Linked DNA regions of Homo sapiens: region 2 is linked to region 1. A link is an interaction called in ENCODE POLR2A ChIA-PET data of the cell type or tissue named here. Cell type or tissue: GM12878. All regions are shown on one strand.

Region 1 (4,000 bases):
AGCTGCAGGTGCATTTCACTTATATGGGACGGATAAAATGACACATTAAAAATATATTAAGCATCTTATTTAAATGAATAAATCTTGGAAACATTGAGTCAAGGCTTGATTTTGCTCATTGTTAAATTTCTTCATGGTTTTTCAGTTGATTACCATCTGTCCCTTTATCACAGAAATACTGCATTATACTATATCTGAAAATATGTTAATGTAATAAGTTAATTGTATTATGAAACTAAAGCCAGAATTTTAATCTTATTGCTAAAAATGTAAAGCAACTAAGTGATCTTAAAATTTGGTAGCTGTATCAGTTAAATGTATTCAGTGGCAATCACACACTCCTCCCCACCTTATTAAAAAAACTTATGACTCAGTTTCACTTTCCTGGGTTTCATTATCAGTTTTGTCATTTTCCCTAAATTCTGGTTTAGCAAATTGTATGTCTCACATACAGTTGATCCCACAAACTTGGCATGTTCATTTCTGAGGTGCCTTTTGTTTTGATGGTAATAACATCTTTACTTCTCCACACTATTAACTATAGAGGCAGAAGAGAGTCATGTTTCAAGTCCAAAAGCCTGGGTTTGAGTTGCCATTCCACCAGTAAGTAATTGTGACCTTGGTACATTTTCTCATCTGGAAAATGGGGATGATAATAGTACCTGGATTTTGTTTTTTGTTTTTGTTTGAGACGGAGTCTCACTCTGTGGCCCAGGCTGGAGCGCAGTGGCGCTATCTCAGCTTACTGCAACCTCAAACTCCCAGGTTCAAGTGATCCTCTTGCTACAGCCTCTCGAGTAGCTAGGACTACAGGCGCCTGCCACCATACCTGGCTAATTTTTTGTATTTTAGTAAAGACGGGGTTTCACCGTATCAACCAGGCTGGTCTTGAACTCCTGACCTCCAGTGATCCGCCCGCCTTGGCCTCCCAAAGTGCTGGGATTACAGGCGTGAGCCACTGTGCCCAGCTGTAATTCTTTTAATGTTGTTGTGAGGATTAAATAAGCTAATAAACATTTAGAACAGTGTCTCGCATGTAGCATCTAAAACTTAGTGCTCACATCCAAGCGTTCCTTGTCTTCATGTCCAGATCCTTTGAAGTCTTCCATTTCTTTTCTAGTTTTGCTACGCTCCCTCCAGTACAGGTTCCAGTGTAGACCACGATATTTAGCAATTAGATATTGTTGTCTGTTATCACTCATTATTTTCTGCCTTAAGAGAACAAAAACCCATAAGCAAATGGAGGGTTGAATTATGTTCTTTATCCTTTTTCCCCACAGTTAGTTGTGCGGTGATGAACACTTAAGTAAGGTACTTAGAAAAATTAGCAGCCTTCAGATTAATACATAAGATCAACTTTAATGCATACTTTTTCTGTTGAAATGGCTAGAATTGTATTTAAGCCTTACAGTGGTAGCACTCTATTATGGGAGACGAGTGGGTATCTGATGCTGGTGTGATGAAATCCAGTTTATGAGGGTTGACTAAGAAAAGGTACCTTGACCATAGTAAATGAACCTTCTGTCTACAGGTAGGGAGACCTCTTTTTTGAGACAGAGTGTCGCTCTGTTGCCCAGGCTGAAGTGCAGTGGCACAGTCTCTGCTCACTGCAACCTCCGCCTCCCGGGTTCAAGCAATTCTCCTGCCTCAGCCTCCTGAGTAGCTGGGACTACAGGCGCCCGCCACCATGCCCGGCTAATTTTTGTATTTTTAGTAGAGATGGGGTTTCACTATGTTGGCCAGGCTGGTCTCGAACTCCTGACCTTGTGATCTGCCTGGCTCAGCCTCCTAAAGTGCTGGGATTAAAGCATGAGCCACTGGGCCCGGCCCTCAGACCTCTTTAGTCATGCATTGAAGCTTGGATTTGTAGAGTGCTTTAAGGTTTTCAGAGGACATTTGCTTGTTTCATGGCTTTTGTTTCTCACTGTAGTCCTGTAAGGTTAGACCTTATCTTGGGAGAGTGAGAGATTTGCCTAAGATCACCCAGCTAATAAGTATTAGCTAATAATAAGTATTGGAGCCTTACATTTTCTTAACTATGTCAGCAGTTACTCTCTATGTCATTGGTAGTTTTTAGTGATTATCACTTTAGGTGTAGTCCTGCATCAGTATCCTTGAGTGACTGGTTCCAGGCCTCCCCTGGATACCAAATTCTGATGATGCTCAAGTACCTTTAAGTGGTATAGTATTTTCATGTAACCATCATATGCCTCCTGTACACTTTAGATTTTTTCTTTCATTTAAGAATGCCAGTTTGCAACATTCAGTAAAGATATAATCTGGCATATTTCAGTAATAAAACTCCCTAATACTAGTGGCCTAATTCTTGCCCCTGTTACATATCCTTTGTTGGTTGGAAGGGGGGACTTGATCTGCTTATTGTAATTACTTTAGAAGTCCAGCTATTGGAGCTATCTCCATCTTGCAAATTGCTAGATCTTCTGCCCCAAAGGGAAGGAGAACGCTCCAGTGCAGTGTCACATTTCCTACAGCTCATTGACCAGAACATGTCATATGCTCTTGACAGATCACAGGGAGGGATAGATTCCTAGAGTTAGAAATGTTTTGCAAATGGAATTAATGACTGCCACAGCAGTTAGAATTCTTTTGATTCCCATTTTTATAATGACAAAATGTAAATATAACTTTGCATTTCTTGCAGGAAGAAAGAAACAGAAGCTTGCCAAGGAGAGAGCTGGGCTTTCCAAGGTAATAGTCTGGTTTCTGTTTAAATTATATATTTTGTAGAAATATTATTTTAAAATCTGTAATTGGAAATGTAATTAAAATGTAATTGGAAAAAGCTAGTTGATACTGGACATTGCTTTTTTATTTTAAAATACAGCTTATTTTTAGGAGTAGGTGAATAATGTAGTTCCAATGACAGTTATCGAGTCCTTCATTATTTCTTTTGCTGGCCATAACAACAAACAGCTTACTGTATGAACAATAATTAAGGAGCAAGATGAGGGCCTCAAGACATTTGCACCAAAAGATGAAAAGTTCCTAATCAGCTGCTTCAAAATGATACAATATTACACTTAAGATTTAATTTCTTTACTCCAACTTCCTGTAAAAGAACCATGGGTTATTATTTCAAAAATTATTCAAGATTATTCAAGCCCACTGATCCAGAATCCCACTGCCCTGACAAATTTTTGCCTTGTTGCAGTACATAGTTCTGGATATAAAACTTGTAATTTATTTTTTCTTCTCATAGATCCTGAGTTCTTGATTATTTTTAATGACTATGTAGGTTTATCTACTTGGTAAAAAAATGTTCTGTGGCGTGTGTAAGTAAATTAAGTAAATGTTAATCATTGTGCTTGCAGCTTTTCCTTTTTATTGAGATGAGTTCTATTGTTTGGGTTCTTAGGACTTGGATTACTGGATCATTAGTGGTTCTTTTTAAAGCAAGTTGAGACAAGGAAAAATTAAGTTAACCAGTATATTTTGTTATTTTGAAACAGTTGTGTAAACACAGCTAGTTGACTGGACATGGTAATAGTGAAGTGAAAATGGGAGGAAACTACTTCGTTCTAGTAGGATCAGACTACCTTTCTGAAGTATGTAATATGTTTATTATGCTTTTGGTAACTTATATTTCTAAGGGCATAGGAAAACAGATTGAGACATGCACCAGTATGTATTTTTAGATTCAAGAATAGAATTAAATTATTGCTACATGCTGGGGTAGTGTGTGAAAGATGTCTCCACTTTCAGAAATTTAAATTGTTTCACTTGTGTTGGCTAGGTTAATAAGAGTATGTACAGTGTAATTCAAGGACCAAAAACTTGCACTAATGGAAGTTTAGGTTTTCTCTTTTTTTTTTTTTTGAGATGGAGTCTCACTCTGTCACCAGGCTGGAGTGCAGTGGTGTGATCTTGGCTCACTGCAACCTCTGCCTCCCAGGTTCAAGCGATTCTCCTGCCTCAGCCTCCCGAGCAGCTGGGACTACAGGTGCATGTCACCATGCCCAGCTAATTTTTGTATTTTAGT
Region 2 (4,000 bases), 740 kb after region 1:
GTGGTGGCTCACTCCTGTAATCCCAGCACTTTGGGAGGCTGAGGCGGGCGGATTCCTTGAGGTCAGGAGTTTGAGACCAGCCTGGCCAACATGGTGAAACACCGTCTCTACTAAAAATACAAAAATTAACTGGGCATGGTGGCACGCGACCGTAGTCCCAGCTACTCAGGAAGCTGAGGCAGGAGAATCGCTTGAATCCAGGAGGCAGAGGTTGCAGTGAGCCAAGATCATGCCACTGCACTGCAGCCTGGTGACAGAGCAAGACTCATCTCAAAAAAAAAAAAAAAATTGTGTGTTCTGACTGCTCCTCTCACTGGCTGCCATCTCTCTCTTCTCCTCAGGACTCCCTATTCCCTGAGACAACAATATTGAAATTAGGCCAATTAATAACACTATTGATGGCCTCTAAAGTGTTCAAGTGAAAGGAAAAGTGGCACGTCTCTCGCTTTAAATCAAAAGCTAGAAATGAAAGAGCTTAGTGAGGAAGCCAATGTCAAAAGCTGACACAGGCCAAAAGCTAGGCCTCTTGCACCAAATGCTTAGCCAAGTTGTGAATGCAAAGGAAAAGTTCTTGAAATTAAAAGTGCGACTCCAGTGAACACATCAATAAGAAAGTGAAAGTCTTATTGCTGATATGGAGAAAGTTTGAGTTTTCCGGATAGACGATCAAACCAGCCACAATATTCCCTTAAACCAAAGCCTTATCCAGAGCAAAGCCCTAGTTGTCTTCAATTTTATAAAGGCTGAGAGGTGAGGAAGCTACAGCAGAAAACTGTGAAGCTAGCAGACATTGGTTAATGAAGCGTGAGGAAAGAAACTACCTCCAAAAAAGAGCAAGGTGAAGAAGCAAGTGCTCATGCAGAAGCTGCAGCAAATCATCCAGATCTAGCCAAGATCACTGATGAAGGTGGCCACACTACACAGATTTTCGACGTTGATGAAACAGCCTTCTTTTGGCAGAGGATGCCATCTAGGACTTTCAGAGCTAGAGAGAAGTCAATGCCTGGCTTCAAAGTTTTAAAGGACAGGCAACTTGTTAGGGGCTATTAATGCAGCAGGTGACTTCAGGTTGGAGGAAGGAACTGCAGATGTGGTAGAAATAACAAGAGAACTAGAATTAGAAGTGAAGCCTGGCCGGGCGTGGTGGCTCATGCCTGTAATCCTAGCATTGGGAGGCCGAGGTGGGAAGATCACTTGAGGTGAGGAGTTTGAGACCAGCCTGGCCAACATGGTGAAACCCCATCTCTACCAAAAAATACAAAAATTAGCTAGGTGTGGTACGCCCCTATAGTCCCAGCTACTCGGGAGGCTGTGGTGGGAGAATCGTTTGAACCCGGGAAGCAGAGGTTGCAGTGAGCCAAGATCGCACCATTGCACTCCAGCCTGAGTGACAGAGTGAGACCCTGTCTCAAAAAAAAAAAAAAGCCTGATGTGACAATTGCTGCAATCTCATGATCTTGAATGGATGAGAAGTTGCTTTTTATGGATGAGCAAAGAAAATGATTTCTTGAGATGGAACCTATTCCTGGTGAAGATGCTGTGAATACTGTTGGAATAACAAAGCATTTAGAATATGACATAAACTCAGGTGATAAAGCAGCAGCAGGGTTTAAGAGGATTGACTCCAATTTTGGAAGCAGTTCTACTATAGGTAAAATACTATCAAACAGCATTGCACACTACAGAGAAATCTTTTGTGAAATGAAGAGTCAATCAATACAGCAAACTTAATTGTCTTAAGAAATTGCCACAGCCACCCCAAACTTCAGCAACCACCCCCCACCTTGATCAGTCCGCAGCCATCAACATCGAGGCAAGACCCTCTACCAGCAAAAGGATGACAACTCGCTGAAGACTCAGAGAATCTTTAGCATTTTTTAGTAATAAAAAGTATTTTAAAATGAAGGCATATATACTGAGCAGACATAATGCTATTGCACACTTACTAGACAACAGTATAAACATAACTTCTATGTGTACTGGAAAACCAAAACATTTGTGTAACCCACTCTATTGTGATATTCACTTTAATGCAGTGGTCTGTAACCAAACCTGCAGTATCTTTGAGGTATGCCTATACTTTAAATCATCTCAATGACTTACAATACCTAATACAATGTAAATAGGTGTTATACTGGATTTTTAAATTTTTATTATTTTTACTCGTTTTTCCTTTTCCCAAAAATTTTCTCTTCGGGGTTGAATCCATGGATGCAGAACCCACAGAGGGCCAACTGTATACCTCTCCATTTAATCTGATGTAGTCTGCTTCCAAGTGTTTTCTAGTTCTCAGCATAGAGGCCTCCATATATTAGATTTATACCTAAGTATTCCTTTAATTTTTTTTGGTGCTATTCACAAATGGTATTTTTAAGTTTTAAATTCCAGTTGTTTATTGCTGATATATAGGAATATAATTTTCCTTGTGTATATTGACCTTGTTTCCTGCAACCTTTCTATGATTGACTTATAGTTCTAGGAGCTCTTTTTGTGCATCCATTGGTACATTCTATAAGATAGTATTTATTATATGTGAGTAGAGCTAGTTTTCTTTCTTCCTTCCCAGTGTGTATGCTTTTTCTTTTTTGTCTCACTGGACTAGCTAGACATCCAGTTCCTGTCCCAACATTAAGTGTTGATATTAGCTATGGGCTTTTTTATAGATGGCTTTTATTATTTTACTTGTATATTTTAAGTTCACCCTTCTTCCTTATAAACCTTCCACAAACCCTCATCATTTCTCACTTGGGTTGTTGTAATAGCTCTTGCCTGTATTAAAATGCTAACTCCCATTTATTTCACTTCTATGTATATTATAAATTTTATCATCTGCCTACTACCCATCCTCTAATTAAAAACAAAACAAAAACAAAACAAAAGTGCATGTGTTTATAACAGGTTTTACTTTTTTTCTTAAAATAGAGATTTCTTACTAAATACCATTTTATTTCATTTCTTCACAGATCTTCTGGTTCTTGATCATCTTAATTATCAAGTGTCGTATATAGGGAACAAGTATTGATGTTCACTATGATTCAAACTATTACTGTTCCATAGTCAGTGGAGCTTTTTCAATGTCCAGAAAGAATACTTTCAATCTTTATGAACAGCCTAGGATTTTGCAGTTGTTTCTGAAGGCTCAAATTGTCCTGCTTCAAATTTTTCTTTGAATTTTAAGTAGTCTCTTCTTTTATCAAAATATTTTATCTGTTGGAAAAAAAAAGGATTTGAAATAAGGGCAAGTTATGCAGCTTAGATAAGCAAAAGCACAGATTTAAATGTAACATATTATTCAACATAAATTTAAGTGATTTATATTCTAGAACCATTTTGTGTGTGTGTGTGTGTGTGTGTGTCAGCTGTAACTATGAATGATGTTTTTCTTTTTTTTTTTATTATACTTTAAGTTTTAGGGTACACGTGCACAACGTGCAGGTTAGTTACATATGTATACATGTGCCATGTTGGTGTGCTGCACCCAGTAACTCGCCATTTAACATTAGGTATACCTCCTAATGCTATCTGTCCCCCCCTCCCCCCACCCCACAACAGGCCCCAGTGTGTGATGTTCCCTTTCCTGTGATGTGTTCTCATTGTCTAGAACCATTTTGAATTGAGGCATTTGATGAAAAAGTCTCTGAGGAGAGTACAGACCAGTGAATCCTAATCCTTTTTGGATTACAGACCATACTGAGAATTTGAATAACTCAGGAACCTTCTCAAGAAATGGACCCATGTGCACACAGGTCAGGCTTGCTGGCGAGTTCAGAGTCCACAGAGCTCTCAGGTAGGTCAGAAGGCTTCAAATGAGAACACATTGGACCATTTTTCTTACTTCCCTTCCCTTCCTTCCATTCCCTTCCCTCCCTCCCTCCCTCCCTCCCTCCCTCCCTTCCTTCTCTCTCTCTCTCTCTTTCTTTCTTGACAGAGAGTCTCGCTCTGTCACCCAGGCTGGAGTGCAGTGGAGCAATCTCGGCTCACTGCAACGTCCGCCTCCCAG

Evidence for each region. Peaks named below come from ENCODE experiments on the same cell type or tissue, not always from the same donor. Only the 100,000 strongest peaks of a DNase experiment are listed, where the experiment ranks them.
Region 2: POLR2A ChIA-PET joins it to region 1 with 5 read pairs; 4 of 35 experiments call an interaction of 5 or more read pairs at or near these places.

What each region holds. Positions count from the first base shown.
Region 1 is chr1:235,121,035-235,125,034 of GRCh38, reverse strand. TOMM20 (translocase of outer mitochondrial membrane 20) reads left to right here. Exons shown (of 5, transcript NM_014765.3): 2 at 2,663-2,709. Among named protein-coding and RNA genes, the nearest start is that of SNORA14B, 4.9 kb to the left of the region's middle. In GM12878, no CTCF peak of the experiment used is centred here; no DNase peak of the experiment used is centred here; H3K4me3 peaks cover 2,188 bases.
Region 2 is chr1:234,382,930-234,386,929 of GRCh38, reverse strand. It overlaps COA6 (cytochrome c oxidase assembly factor 6), which reads right to left. Exons shown (of 3, transcript NM_001206641.3): 3 at 1,850-3,207. The coding sequence ends at 3,112. Among named protein-coding and RNA genes, the nearest start is that of COA6-AS1, 11 kb to the right of the region's middle. In GM12878, no CTCF peak of the experiment used is centred here; no DNase peak of the experiment used is centred here; H3K4me3 peaks cover 761 bases; H3K27ac peaks cover 714 bases.